2 separate regions of the Homo sapiens genome follow, and region 1 is linked to region 2. A link is a loop called in an ENCODE intact Hi-C map of the cell type or tissue named here. Cell type or tissue: psoas muscle. All regions are shown on one strand. Each heading gives the region's core, and the rest is flanking DNA. Links, peaks and the distances in the headings are about the cores only. Region 1 overlaps NT5C1A (5'-nucleotidase, cytosolic IA). Region 2 has its middle 18 kb from the start of PPIE.

Region 1 (4,397 bases), core at 111-4,110, 67 kb before region 2:
AAACCCTCTCCATTTATTTGAATGGCTTTTAAGAAGCAGAAGCACATGTGGTAAAATTAAGGTATAGGACATGCATGAGAAGTGACAGGGACCCACACTGGCAAGCACTCAGCACCCTTTATCATGTGACCAGGTAAATGTTACAAAGAGCCAGACAGGTCTGGATCGATGGGGTGTGCTACTAGTAGGCCAAAGAGGGCAAAGCTGGGAGAAGTACAAGCAGTCTTATTCCCAGACAAGGGAAGTCACAAAGACGAAGAAACACATGCTCTAACCATTTACGGAGGCACTTAGGTTTATCATAACAAGCAACCCAGAGAGGTTGGGTGATGAGGAAGACTGAGGCAGCAAATGCTATCAAAGCAAAGGGCTTCTGACAGGTAGATACAAGCACATTATGCACACAGGTTTCATTTTTCATCGTATTCTATATCGGAGGTTATTGAGATGCTCTTAAGTAGAAACCAGAAGTTAAGTATATGTGCGCTATTACATTAATAAAGAAGTTCGTAGGCCGAGTGTGGTGGCTCACGCCTGTAATCCCAGCACTTTGGGAGGCAGAGGCTGGTGGATCACCTGAGGTCAGGAGTTCGAGACCAGCCTGGCCAATATGGTGAAACCCCATCTCTACTAAAAATACAAAAAATTAGCTGGGCATGGTGGCGGGCACCTGTAATCCCAGCTACTCAGGAAGCTGAGGCAGGAGAATTGCTTGACCCCAGGAGGCGGAGGTTGCAGTGAGCCAAGATTGTGCCACTGCACTCCAGCCTGAGTGACAGAGCAAGACTCCGTCTCAAAAAAAAAAAAAAAAAAAAAAAAAAAAAAAAAAAAAGAAGTTTGTACATACGCAGTTTTGAACACACAAAGGCTGAGCTAGGTCATCTCTGAGGTCTCTTAAATATCCATCACTGAGAATCTGAGTGTAATATCCTCAGACTCTCAGTGACTTGGGTCTTAAAAACCCAAGTCTCTGGGCCTGGGCCAGCGGATGCAAACTGGAGATTCAAGGGCCGGATCTCGCCTACAGAATATGTTTTATTTGGCCCAGATGGTGTTTTCTAAATTCAAAATAGTTGCCAACATTTAAAAGTCCAGATTCCCAGCTTCTCTTCAAAAATGGGGCGGACTATCCGGCAACCTCAGGCCACATTCCCATGTGGCAGCAACCATGGCAGACCACAGTGTTCTCCATTCTCAGTGAAGAACTGGCTTAATCCTCTCCACTCATTTATGTTTCCTGCCTCGCCCCTGTAGGCATTGGGGTTTGTGACCCTGGCCCAGGCATCCAGTCTAGGGTGACCTCAGTGATTTTCTTGGTGGCTTCTTGGTGGCAGTTAGCTACAAGACTAGCCTTGAGGCCTTTACCCTAATTCCGTGGCAGATGGCCATGAAGGCATATATTCACCCACAGGCCAGGAGTGTGGGAGTCAGTGACCCCAGTCTTCACAGCTTTGGTTTGCCTTACAGAGGCTTTCACTTTGCAAAGATGAGTAACTGAAAAGTTCCCAGCCACATTTCACTTTTATAAATGGAATTCCAAAGGCCTCTAGGGGATGGCCCATCAGGGAGATACTTCCCAATTAAGGTCAATGGTAAGTCACTTCTGGGCCACATTAGAACACTCAAGCAGAGGCAGGAATCTTTGCCTAGGTTGGGCAGGGCTGGTAGTGGGGAGGGAAGGCAACTTTCGTAGCCATGGCCATGAGATGACCAGGGCATCTGTATACAGTTGGCAGGTTGTGCAGGTGTCTAATAGGTACTACCCATGTCACAATACCAATGGCGCCCTCTAGATTTTTGCAGTGCACAATCTGCCCAACTGGACACGTTGGCCTTGGCACTGTTAGGGGGAGGGAAGAAACAAATGGAGATGATGAGGCAGGTATAGTCAAAAGGATTGCCCTTACACAGATTCTACCACTTCCTTCCCAAGGCTCAGGAGTAGGGGTAGGAGGCAGAGGGTTAGGAGCCAAGACTTTCTTGGCCAGAGGTTGGGGGCTGGTCTCGGTGGCCCCCAAGCTGCACATACGCAAATGCCCATGTTATGATGGAAATGGGTACAACTATCCTAGGGCTGGCCATCAGTATGTGGGTCCCAGGACACTCAGTTAACAGAGATAACCATCTGTACACATAGTGAGTACACACACACACACAGAGTCATTGGCTGAGATATCTGGCCCATTACACACACCCACATAAATACACGTACGTGTACGATTTTTATCCTGTTGCACAAACTTAATATGTGTGCATCCATACACACAATCACAGTAATTGCCGGCAAGAGCAATCGGCTCGTCACTCGGGCATATTTAGCAAACATTTCCAGAGCACCTGAAGTCCTTTTTGGCTGGCTAGAGCTAACCGTGGGGAGAGTCCAGCGCAGCACTAAGTCAGTGGGAGAGAAAAGTAAATCAGTGGGTAGAATCACTTGACTACTGCCAGCAGCTGCGTGCCGGCCTGCAGTGCCACCTACTGGCAGAAAGGAGGTGGTTTTGTGTTTTGCTTTAAGACTAGATAAAACCCGTGATCTGGGAAGCCGCCAGCCACACGATGCTATTCATCCACCTCCTTGTGTTCTACCCAAGTCAGGTGAGGCTCTGACATCCTCAGAGTTGCATCATATCCTCAGAGGATGAACATTCTGGGCCTTGCATGCCTCTTGGATAGCAAAACCCAACACCAATAGGGATGGCAAAATAGGTTTCATCTTTCACACCAGCTCCAGCCCGCTGGTAGTGGCTGCCTGGAATGCTGGATAGAGAAAGATTCTGAGACCCAGTCTGGGCTTAGTGGAGAAGAGTATCATGATGGCATAGCGACAGCAATGATGGCTGTAGATGGGGCGTCTTCCATACTGTCTGTTCTTGCAGTGGATCCTGGAAGCCTGGTAAATCTCTAAATTTGCAGAGTCCTAGAATTCTCCTGATCCACAATTCCATTATGAGGGGTATTTGTGTTTATTGCTCACGTGCCTTCATGCCACAAGAAACTGCCATTCCAGCTGTTACAGGAGTTTTCTCTCTCACTTGATCAGTAACTTCTGAACCGGCTAAAGTCCTCACGGGACCCTCTTCACGACGGACTTGTTCTTGCTTTCACAGAAAGTACATGGATGACCTTGTTGGCTCGGAGCTGCTGAAATCAACACTGGGCACTTCAATCTATCCAAAACTCATGTTTAGCTAATGCGCATCCACCTACTAGGCTGATCATTGCCTAAGAGGCCCCATGAGGAAATGAGTCGGGAATACAAAGCCATGCTGGACAGCCAGCTGGGCTCATCCCCAGCCAAGGGCCCTGCTCCTGCCCTCTCACTCATCAGCTTGGGAGAGCACATTCAAGTCAAATCAGTGCATCAACAAAACTGCAAATTACCATGAGCCATGGGTCGCTTGAAAATAGTCAAAACTTGGAATCTTCAGATGGGCATGGAGCCCCATGTCCCTTCCCTTTGGCAGTGGAGCCAGCCTCCGCCCACAGATGCATAGGTGGATGTGACCTGGCTCATCCCACTGAGGCATCAGCCAGGCTGTCTGCCTTGGCCCAGGGGTCCGCACATTTTTCTGTAAAGGGCCAGATAATAAATATTTTTGGCTTGCAGCCTCTGTTGCAACAATTCAACTCTGCTGTTGCAGTGTGAAATCAGCCATAAACATATGTAAACAAATGGGCATGGCTATGTTCTAATCAAAGTTTCTTTTATCTTTTTTTTTTTCTTTGAGACGGAGTCTCACCCTGATGCCAGGCTGGAGTGCAGTGGCGTGATCTCGGTTCACTGCAACCTCCGCCTTCCGGGTTCAAGTGATCCTCCTGCCTCAGCCTCCCGAGTAGCTGGGACTACAGGCGTGCACCACCACGCCCAGCTAATTTTTGTATTTTTAGTAGAGACGGGGTTTCATCATGTTGGGCAGGATGGTCTCGATCTCCTGACCTTGTGATCCACCCGCCTTGGCCTCCCAAAGTGCTGGGATTACAGGCATGAGCCACTGTGCCTGGCCCCAGTCAAAGTTTCTTTACAAAAACAGGTGATGGGTCAGATTTGGCCCGTGGGCCCAGAGTTTGCCAAACTCTGCATTAGCCCAAAACAGGGGCCTTCACACTGGGTTTCTCAAAACTTGGGATTGTTTGGAAGTGCTTCTGGGGGTTCACAAACGTTTGGCTCTAATTTAAATTATTTGTAGGTGTTTAGGAAGCTATAATAAAAGCATGCACTCAAATGTATTCCAGCATTTCACCATGCAGGAAATCAACATATTAACTGTCAGGTAAGTAAACTCCTTTAGTGAAGACCTCAGAATGGAGCTTCTCTGGCTATCTCCATGCATATGTATGAGCAGTATGACAAAATGGTTGAAAACCTGGGTCCTAGAATCAGATGGACATGAGTTTGA
Region 2 (4,397 bases), core at 277-4,276:
GGTTCCCAGACCTAGCAGCAGAGAAAGAATGCAGAGATCGTGAAGAGAGGAATGAGAAAACAGCCCAAATTCAGGAAATGAAAAGGAGAGAAAAAGAAGAAATGAAGAAGAGGGAAATGGATGAACTTAGGAGCTATTTACCACTAATGAAAGTTGAAAATATGTCTTCAAATCAGGATGGCAATGATTCAACTGAATCCATGTAAAAGGAGAAAAGGACCTTTGAAAGATGTGAATGTAGAGACAATTGCAGACCTTTTGGTTTCATCTGTATTCTGAAGTATAAAATACAACCAAAATTCTACCTTCATCCTACCCAGAAATTATTGATTTTGGAGTTTTAAAAAAATTGTACCTTTTTTGTTGACAGAAAAGGATCAGATATGTATAAAATAGTTGAACTTGACAGCATATAACTTAAAGCAAAAATGTTTTTGCCAGAACATGTCTTGGTACTTTGTGAAAGCTGGCTGCCCTTGTTCTTGAGATTGACTTTAAAATGAACCACTCTGAAAAGTACTTCTGTTGCTGTGATCTATCCCTGAAAACAGATGTCTTGAAACACTTTTCATATTCTTAAAATAATCTTCACTTCTGTTAAGAAGAACATGTTGGTGGGTAATTATGCGAATGTTTCCCTGTCCCTGATTTCCAGATTAGAAAAAAGGGCATATGGGTTTTGAAAAAGAGATTTTCAGAAGATTGTCAGCTTCAGTATTCACGTTCCATCGTGTCATCTGGGTCTGTTAGTGTAGTGACCCACAGCACAGTCTGTCCCAGCTTTTACGTCCTTGCTTCTTCTGAGCAGGGCCTCCTCCATCTTAGTATCATCATATTTAAAGAAATTGATGGTGTTCATCAAGGTGGGGCCTGTGGCAGTTGTTGCCTGAGCACCAAGTAACCCAAGCCACCTATGCAACAACTTCTGGGCTCTGGAGTAATTTCTCAGCATTGAGGGTAAAATAGGAAGGAATGCTCTGTTGATCATTTGGCAGATGTAGGTTACCTGATTTGTGCCTTGGGATGCAGCATGAAGCAGAAGTCCATATTGCAATTATGATTTTAGAAGGAAATAAGCGTTTCACTAGCCAGCCAAGTAATTATATTCTTTACCTTGAAATCATATTTGAGTTGTGGCCCCAGAGTTCAATTTCTCATTGTAGATTCAGTAACTTACTATATAACATTACTTCTCACTTGAACCACTCACTATCTGTTGTGATTCTGAGCAGAAGATGTCTTTTGATTGCAGTATGTAAGGGAACCCCTGTAGAAGGAGACAAAACAAGAAGAAAGAGAACAAAGCCTGCAGGACCAGAGGCATACAGGTGGACATTTTACTCACACCCACAGCAGCAAGAATGACCTCCTGCAGCAGATATTCCACCTGTAATAGCGCTTTGGAATTCTGGGCAAAACCAAAAGGCTAGTGTTTCCAAATATTCCATGTTGGTGTATGGGGTTGAACTGGAAAATTCCCTGAGGCATGATTCATTGGCCAAATTTTGATAGGGTATAGAAGATGACTTTAGAGATGAGTGGTTTTGTGTACGTGTCTAATGATATTCAGCTTGACGTTCTGCAATTTTAAAAGTTATAATAAAGTATAATTTTTTATCTGAAAAAAAATCCCAGATCTGCTTTTTGCTATTTACAAGTTATGTGAACTAAGAAAATTATTTAGATTTTCTAAGGCTCAGTCTCTTCATCTGTAAAAATGAGAAAAAAAAAAAAAGTACATAACCTAAAAGGGCAGTTTATTCTAGATGGTTTTTTAAAACAGCATACCAATTTATGATCCATGACTGCCCCCTAGAGGTAAAATTAAAATACTGCTCCATAATTGTGCTAAATATAATCCCGGAAAGAAGGTACAGACTACAGCTGTGATTATAGGTTCAAGTTGACAGCAAGACTCATGAGACAGAAATAAATTGTAACCTAGAATACAAGGCAGAAGATATGGCAGATGCTACATCTTTATCTCACCAGGTGGCCCAGCAGCTACCGAAGTACACATGTCCTGTTGTCATTCATCCACAGGGCAATTACAGCTGCCACGGGCTAGCCAAGGTGTGCAGCGATCACTTTGACTCATAGAACCTAAAGCCTTAGTCAGGCGCAGTGGCTCATACCTGTAATCCCAGCACTTTGGGAGGCTGAGGCAGGAGGATCTCTTGGGCCTAGTCTGAGACCAGCCTGGGTCTCAGGCAAGGCCCTGTCTCTTTAAATAAATAAATAAATAAATAAATAAATAAATAAGTAAGTAAGTAAATAACCTGAAACCTCTATTTCTCACCAATATTTCCTGCCATTCCCAGTTGCATACGCTCATGACCTGTATGCTCACTGACAATGCCTCCAGACCCATGCGCAGTTCCACACAATTGTGTAGTCAGCATACACAACATCCCCTGTTTATGTTAACTCTGCAGTTTCCAAGGAAACAGTATTGTGGAAGACCAAGGTCAGTGTCAGGCAGGCTTGCATCAGCCCCAGCCTGATATTAATTTTCCCTTTACTCACAGAAGCATAATTTAACATTAAGAAATGTTTCCCTGTGATTTGCCAATTAAGTGATAAAGGAGAAAAATCATACAATCCTCTCAAAAATGCAAAAAACATCATTCAACAAAACTAAATGTGGATTCATAATTTTTAAAAAACCCTTAACAAATTAGGAATAGAAGGGAACTTTTTCAACCTGTTAAAGGGTATCTACCCCAAACATAAACTTTATGCTTGAAAGTTTGGAAGCATTTCCATTAAGTCAGGAACAAGATTGCTATCAGCACTATTATTCACCATTATACTGGAGCTCCTAGCCAATGTAATAAGAGAAATAAACAAGAAGTGTTAACATAGAAAAACAGAACACTATCCATATTTGCAGGTGATATTACAGTCAATGAGAAAATCCAAGAGAATATAGAGAAAAACTATTTAAACCAATAAGAGTATTAGGCATAAAATATACCATTCCCAGGGTTGATAACAACTCTAAGGCATCTAGGACTATATCTCATAAAGGATATACTAGACCTTCATAGAGGACAATACAAAATGTTTTTAAATATATAAAAAGAATATGAATAAAATAATAAATGGAGAGATATTGATGGGAATACTTACTATTATAAAGGTATCACTTCTCTCCCAAAATAAACCTACAAATTAAATTCATTCCAATACAAACTCAGCAGGATTTTTTGTTGTAACTGGATTAACAGGTCCTAAAGTTCATATGAAAGAGTAAATGTCCATGAACATGCAAGATACTTCTGAAAAAAAGAATAAAATACCAGATATAACAAATGAATGTTAAACTACAGAAATTAAATAGAGTACAGTCAATTCAGACCAACCTAAAGGGGTAGAGAGCCCAGATACAGTCCAAACACATTGGTCTTTTAATCACCTACAAAGCCTCACATGATCTGACCTCATCTCTCCAGCCACTTGCCTCAGCTCACTCCACTTCAGCCACACTGGCCTTGCTATTCCTTGAACTTGCCAGGCCAGGCCAGTGTGGGCTCTTGACACTGACTTTTCCCTCTGTCTGGAATACTGTTTATACAGATAATTCCCTTACCTACTTCTGGTCTGCATTCCCATATAACCTTCTCAATGAGACCCACCCTGACTTCTCCATTTAGAATCATCACTCATGTCCCTAACTCAGATCCTTCTTGCCCTTCTCTACTTTTTCTCCACCCCTCACAGAACTTATCACCTTCTAACACTCCAAATAATTTACTTATTGTGCTCATTGTTTTTAAAAATCCATCTGCCCCTGCTAGAATGTAAGCCCCACAAGGGTATAGATCTCTGTTTTGTTAGATCTCAAGTACTTTAACAGTTCCTGGCATATAGTAGGCACTCAATAAATACCAGTGGAATAAATCAATGGAACAAGGGCATTTCCAGTAGTAATAAATGCTATAAAGCAAATAACACAGGGGCATGTGACAGAATAACTGGGGCAGGCTTCTATAAATTGATTAATCAGGGAAGAACTCTCTGACTGAGTGACTTGTAGTGGTAGGCTGGCAAATATTTAGCAACTGACTCCAAAACAAAAGCCCTGATTTATAGCTTTTGCCTATTTCCATGGTGTAAATATTCCCACCATGGCCAATTCGAAGTTACTGGCATAACATAACTGAATAGGGAGTTGGAAAGAGATGCACACACCTGGCTCTCACAAGCCAATGCAAGCCAGCTCCAACACACCACTGCACTTGTATGGAATGGGAGAGCTCCATACAGGATTCTTGAGTGAATCACTAGAATGTAAACTCGATGAGAATGGGATTTCCTGTGTCCTCAGCACCTAGAATATTTCCTGGTGTATTACATTTGCTTAGTAAATACTTCTTGAATGACTGAATGACTGA

What was found. A loop is a pair of places that touch in the nucleus more often than their neighbours do. Peaks named below come from ENCODE experiments on the same cell type or tissue, not always from the same donor. Only the 100,000 strongest peaks of a DNase experiment are listed, where the experiment ranks them.
Region 1: it touches region 2 in a loop (3-fold over the local background); 43 of 110 quality-filtered maps call a loop at or near these places.

Annotation. Positions count from the first base shown.
Region 1 is chr1:39,651,236-39,655,632 of GRCh38, forward strand. It overlaps NT5C1A (5'-nucleotidase, cytosolic IA), which reads right to left. Exons shown (of 6, transcript NM_032526.3): 6 at 1-4,397. Among named protein-coding and RNA genes, the nearest start is that of HEYL, 14 kb to the left of the region's middle. In psoas muscle, for the core only: a CTCF peak has its summit at 2,485 (motif pointing left); DNase peaks (open chromatin) are centred at 2,506 and 3,296; H3K27ac peaks cover 1,525 bases.
Region 2 is chr1:39,718,391-39,722,787 of GRCh38, forward strand. It overlaps the pseudogene CCDC25P1. Among named protein-coding and RNA genes, the nearest start is that of PPIE, 18 kb to the right of the region's middle. In psoas muscle, for the core only: a CTCF peak has its summit at 1,825 (motif pointing left); no DNase peak of the experiment used is centred there; H3K27ac peaks cover 591 bases.